Linked DNA regions of Homo sapiens: region 2 is linked to region 1. A link is a contact called in ENCODE Hi-C or POLR2A ChIA-PET data. All regions are on one chromosome and are shown on one strand. Each heading gives the region's core, a stretch centred on a gene start or an enhancer-like site at or near the end of the contact. The rest is flanking DNA. Distances are from core to core; before and after follow the strand shown. Region 1 holds the start of NR2C1 (nuclear receptor subfamily 2 group C member 1). Region 2 holds the start of NUDT4 (nudix hydrolase 4).

The links. A loop is a pair of places that touch in the nucleus more often than their neighbours do. ChIA-PET counts read pairs that join two places held with the same protein, here RNA polymerase II (POLR2A). Pooled maps may share reads with other maps.
Region 2: a loop to region 1 is called in a map of B cell, with 34 times the contacts of the local background. The contact joins the promoter of NUDT4 here to the promoter of NR2C1 in region 1. A Hi-C loop is called at or near these places in 1 of 168 maps with a recorded cell type or tissue (B cell) and 6 of 50 pooled maps. POLR2A ChIA-PET finds 5 or more read pairs at or near these places in 2 of 52 experiments (OCI-LY7 and RWPE1).

Annotation. Positions count from the first base shown.
Region 1 is chr12:95,072,212-95,074,911 of GRCh38, reverse strand. NR2C1 (nuclear receptor subfamily 2 group C member 1) reads left to right here and starts at 1,294. Exons shown (of 14, transcript NM_003297.4): 1 at 1,294-1,532. RefSeq lists enhancers at 1,197-1,516, 1,207-1,707 and a silencer at 1,597-1,876.
Region 2 is chr12:93,376,600-93,379,299 of GRCh38, reverse strand. It overlaps NUDT4 (nudix hydrolase 4), which reads right to left and starts at 1,375. Exons shown (of 5, transcript NM_019094.6): 1 at 879-1,375. The coding sequence starts at 977. LOC643339 (a long non-coding RNA gene) reads left to right here and starts at 1,564. Exons shown (of 5, transcript NR_040096.1): 1 at 1,564-1,863. RefSeq lists silencers at 744-1,043, 1,264-1,603 and an enhancer at 840-1,779.

The sequences.
Region 1 (2,700 bases), core at 45-2,544:
AAATTTCATGACAAAACAAAGGAGATTTAAAAAAAAACTAGAAATTTCAAGAATGCTTCAAAATCTAAAGCGCAGAGTACTTTGCACACAGGGCAGTTATTCCTGCCACACCTTGCCACTACAGGTGGCCACTGTCAGAATGCGATGTTCCACCAATGTCTCTTCATTTCACAATTTGAAAAATTTTTTTTGTGGAGGCAGGGTTTTGTTATCTTGCCCAAGCCGGTCTCCAACTGCTGGCCCCAAGTGATCTTTCCTTGGCCTCCCAGCAGCCACTTGCCTGGCTTTCATTTCATACATCATTATTGAATAGCAGGCATTGTCCTATGTGCTTGGTAATACATCACTGAGCAAAACAGACAAAAAACGGCCATTGAGGATAATCCTCAATATATAATAATATATATATTATAGAGAGGATGTGGAATATACATATATATGTGTGTGTGTATATATAGAGAGAGAGAGAAAGACTCATTGTGTCACCCAGGCTGGAGTGCGGTGGTGTGATCTTGGCTCACTGCCGTCTTGACTCAGGTGATCCTCCCACCTCAGCCTCCAAGTAATTGGGACGACAGGCACGCGCCACCAGGACTGGCTAATTTTTTTGTAGAGACGGGTTTTCGCCATGTTGGCCAGGCTGGCCTCAAACAACCGGGCTCAAGTGATCCGTCCGCCTCGGCCTCCCAACTTGCTGGGATTACAGGCGTGAGCTACCGTGCCCAGTCTCTAGTGATTATATTCTTGCCCTGTTTAGCCATTATGTCTCTTTACTCACAACAGTTTATAAGTGAAACTTTGCCTTACCATTTGCATGAGTCGGCCTCAGCTTGTCATTATATATAAAGCTTACTAATGTAAATGACGAGTTAATGGGTGCAGCACACCAACATGGCACATGTATACATATGTAACGAACCTGCACGTTGTGTACATGTACTCTAGAACTTAAAGTGTAATACAAAAAAAAAAAAGTTTAAATATGATTGGACTCTACCCCAGAGCCCAGTTTTCCAGAAATTAGAAACAGATATGCCTAAGACCCAGAGGGTTATTTATTACTCAAATCTAAAACGTTGACTCAAAACCTCCCCTAATGCCCACCTTTGGCAAACGATGCTTAAACCTTTGCACGTGGCTTCAAAAATTACCTGGCTGGGAACGCGTAGCTCTGGCGGGGCACTCTGCCTCCAAGCCAAAAGGGGGCAGTGGACTCACAGAGCCGCTGCTCGGCCCTCCGATCCCTCCACCCCACCCTGGGAACGTCACGACCTCCTCTCGCCGCTTCTCCCCGTTGCTAATGCGCAGGCGCTGGCGGGATAGCGCGCCGCCGAGCCGAGAAAGAGGTCACGAACTCTGACCCCCCAGAAATACCCAAACACAGAAAGCTCTCTCCGCCGTGAATCTCGATCCCACATCCCGTCGGCTTTCTTCAACCTCTCTTCCCGGAGCGCCCCCCAATCCACGAGTGGCAGCCGCGGGACTGTCGCGTCGGCGCCCGACGCCGGAGTCAGCAGGGCGCAAAAGCGCCGGTAAGAAACGCTGGGTGGGGACACCAGCGACCGCGTCGGGGGCGGGGGCCAGGGGGTGCCCTTCACCCCAACCGCCAACGGACGCGGTCCCAGCGCATCCCCCGGCCGGCGTCCTGCGGCCAGCGGAGCCGTTCAGTTTGGGAGCGCCGCTTGGGGCTGCTCGACTTCGGCTGGGAGCGCGGAGCTGCGGCGCCAAATGCGCGGGGCCCCGGGAGAGGCGGGGGCGACAGGGGCGGCGGGACGCGGGGCCGGACGGCGAGCGGCTTGGAGCACACAACCCCCTTTCCAGCTGCGCTTACCGCAGCGCCTCTGACCTTTAACCTGCAGGGAAAGCTTCCGCGGCGCTGCAGCTTTCCCCGCCCGGGAGAGCCGCGCGCAGCGCCGGGGCTTCCAGGGCGCACGGCTAACGCCGGCACGAGTGAGACGTGGGAGAGGCCGACCCTCGGCTAGTGGCCGCAAGTCCCGGCCTGCATCCCGTCACTAACTCCCGTGCTTTCACGGGACGGACAGAATGACTCCCCCCACTTTCACTTTTCTCTCACGGCAAATCTGGCCAGGGTCGTCGCTGCCTGTGGGCCTGGATCTTTTCAGAAGAAATGGAACGGCCCCAGGGTTCTCACTGCAGGGGGCATGTCCAAGCTTCCGATAGATAGCTCTTTTGTTAAGAAATAATTCTTCCAACTCGGGCAGATACCATTTTTGTGCAGTACGAATGTTGCCAGGTTGTCCCATAATCTTCAGTAAGTAGGTCAGCCTTTAAAAAAGTAACCGGAAAGCAAAAGCAGAAAGACCTAAAATTACGGCCTTTAGGGTTTAGTACCGCTAGAATTTGTAAATGGACCTTCGATTTTGAGCTTTTTTGAACCATTTCTGCTGTGTGGTTGGTGATACTCGATTTTTTTTTCTTTTTTTTTTTTTTTTTTTGAGAGGGAGAGGGAGTCTCACTGTCGCCAAGCTGGAGTGCGGTGGCGCGATCTCGGCTCACTGCAACCTCCGCCTCCAGGTTCAAGCGATTCTCCTGTCTCAGCCTCCCGAGTAGCTGGGATTACAGACACGAGCCACCACACCCAGCTAGTTTTTTTGTTTTTGTTTTTGTTTTTGTTTTTTGTATTTTTAGTAGAGGTGGGGTTTCACTATGTTGGCCAGGATGGTCTTGATACTCTGACCT
Region 2 (2,700 bases), core at 126-2,625, 1.7 Mb after region 1:
ATTTTAAATAAATACTACTGAATTAAGTAAAAATCGCTCTCCAGGGAAACCCCAAGGGTCTCATTCTCAGCCCAATGCAGATGGGTAAATTATCCAAGAACGACTGCTCTGAGAACGAGAAAGGCTACTCCTTTCCAGATGTCAAGCCAGACAGCAAAGAACCCTTTATACATAAGCTGAGAGCTGGAGATTACTGTCTGAAAATGGCAGCTTTGCCCATCTCTAGTCCATCGTCTCCCTTTTGGCATTATTCCACATTTTTCACTAACCATTTTTCTGCAGTCAGAAAACTTTAAGAAGGGAAGGCCGTTTTAAAAATGAGGCATAATTATGCCAACAGCTTGCGGGTTCATGGACCCACAAGAATTGCCAAGACTAGACTCAATTCCAAGCACGAGGACTGTCTGTTACTCCACAAACATGCTTAGATCGAATCCGAGACCGCAAACGGCTGTAACATGGAAGGAAAATATGTAAAAGAGGCACAAGGGCTCTGCTGCAACACTCACGCCATTTCCACCCTCCTCTCGCTGAGCACTCGAGGTTTATCCGGCTTTCAACTCAATTCGCACGTTAAGATGGTGACTCCCGCTAGGCGAGACTTACGCGGCCCGGGACCTTCCCGGGGACCAGGCGCCTTCTCGAGTGCCCAGATGGAGAAACTGGGGCTGGGCGAGCCCCCTTTGTCTCATCTATCAGCCCAGAGAAAGGAAGGAAGAAGTGAGGGAGGAAAGGAGTGAGGGAGGAAAGGAGGGAGGGAGGAAGGGGGCTAATCCCTCCCAGCCCCGCAGCCTGCGCAGGGGCGGGGAGCGAGGGGAAGCACCCGGGCCCTAGACCCCGGCGCCCCGGAGGGCAGCGTGCGGCGCCGGGCGCCCTACCTCGTCCTCCTGCTCGCTCCGGAAGCACAGGCACGCCGCCCGCTTCTTGAAGCCCTCGCGGTCGTAGGTCCGCGTCTGGTTGGGCTTGAACTTCATCATAGAGGCGGGCTCCTGCTGCTGCTGCTGCTGCTCCGGCCGCCGCCGTGGGGGCCCGGCCGCCGCCACCCCGCCGGGGAGTGGGGGCGAGGGCGAGTCGGGCGCAGGAGCGCCCGGGAGCGCTAGTCGGTGCGGGAGGTGCGGCGAGGCCGGTCAGTCCCGGGGCCGGCGGCCGCTCCGACGCGGGCGGGACGGGACGCTAGCGCGGGTCACTGGAACCAGGGTGCCGAGATGAAAGCTCCGCCTCTGCCCAGTTGTCCGCCGCTCTCCATGGAGCCCGACTCCCGCTCGCCTCCGCTCCCTCCGGCCGTAGCCGCCAGGGGAAGGGCGGCTAGAGGCGCGCGCCACGCGGAGACAGTTGCGAAGACCCGCTCCCACTGAGCAGCAGCACCGCGGCGACCGCGCGCCGCCCCCTCTGCTCTGTTTAAATGAAGCCCACATGCGCCCCGCCTCCCCCGCGCGCCACTGCGCCTGCGTGCAGAGACCATTGCAATGGGGTGGGTGGGTAGGTGTGGCGGGGGAGGTAGGGGCGGGACCTCGGCCGCCCGGTGGGCGGGGCCGCGCGCACTCCCGGGCTGGAGTTCGGCGAGGCCTTGGGACTGGCGCTGGAGCCCAGCGTGGGATGACCGTGCCCCGAAAACATGCCAGTGAATGGAAAGAAGCCAAGGTCCCCTCCCTCCCTGCTTATACCCTCAACTTTGCCAATGAGGACCCTAAATACCAGCTGCACTACAGGGGATGTAACTACATACACCGTCACCAAAGTTGCAGCCTGGCCAAGAAATGCCAGGGGACGTCGCGGCGATTGCAGACTCCGCGGTGACTGTGTAGATACGTCCAGAATTCGCCCTTGTAGCGCGGGGAGAGGCGAGAGTGAAGGCCTAGAAAAGTTAAGACGTTAACTGTTTTTTTTTTCTTTGTTTTCACAAATGGGGGGTAGGCAAATTTCCTTTTTTTTTTTTTGTATTTAAATTTTTAATCTTTGGTTGGGGATGGCTTGTATTATTTAAAGAGTCAACTCTAGCTTAAACGTTTCTTTGAAGCTGTCTATAACATCCCCCACTTTGTGCCACCTTCCGGAAAGTATTAATACTGGCAATGGCTAATAGTTGCGAAATGGTTTTCATGTGGATCTCATGCTAAGTAACAGCGCAGCTGGATGCTGGGGCCACAGCACTAAAATATAATGGGATTTCTGCTATCTGGGAGCTTACAGTACCTTGGGGACTTGGAACAAACAACCTCTACACTTCAGAGTGTTAGAAGGGCTAAGATAGGAGCCAGGAGGCCTGATCTTAAGGTAGCTCGAGAAACCCAAACTCAGGCCATTCTGCCCTTCCACAGAGGCCCAGGTTGCTTGGGTCCTGACTTGGTTGGTTGGTTTTTCACCCCTTGAGGGCCTATTGTGTGTCAGGCACTGGCATCTAACAAAACCAGTCAGCCCCTGCCTCTCCAGGAGCGTAGGCACCTGAGAGCACACCGTCAAATATTAAATGATCACACGTGTACACGTAAAACTACAAATGTAATGGGCTCTAAGGTTTCAGACAAAGATTTGACCAGATCTGCAGTCAGAAAAAGATTATTGGGGCAGCAAGGCAGGAGCTGAGGGCTGAAGGAGGAGGAGCTAAATTGACCAAGAGCTTTCAAGGCAAAGGGAACTGGGATTTCTGCAGAGCCCAAAGTGGGAGGGAGTGAGGAGAGTTCTCAGAAATGAAAGAAAAGG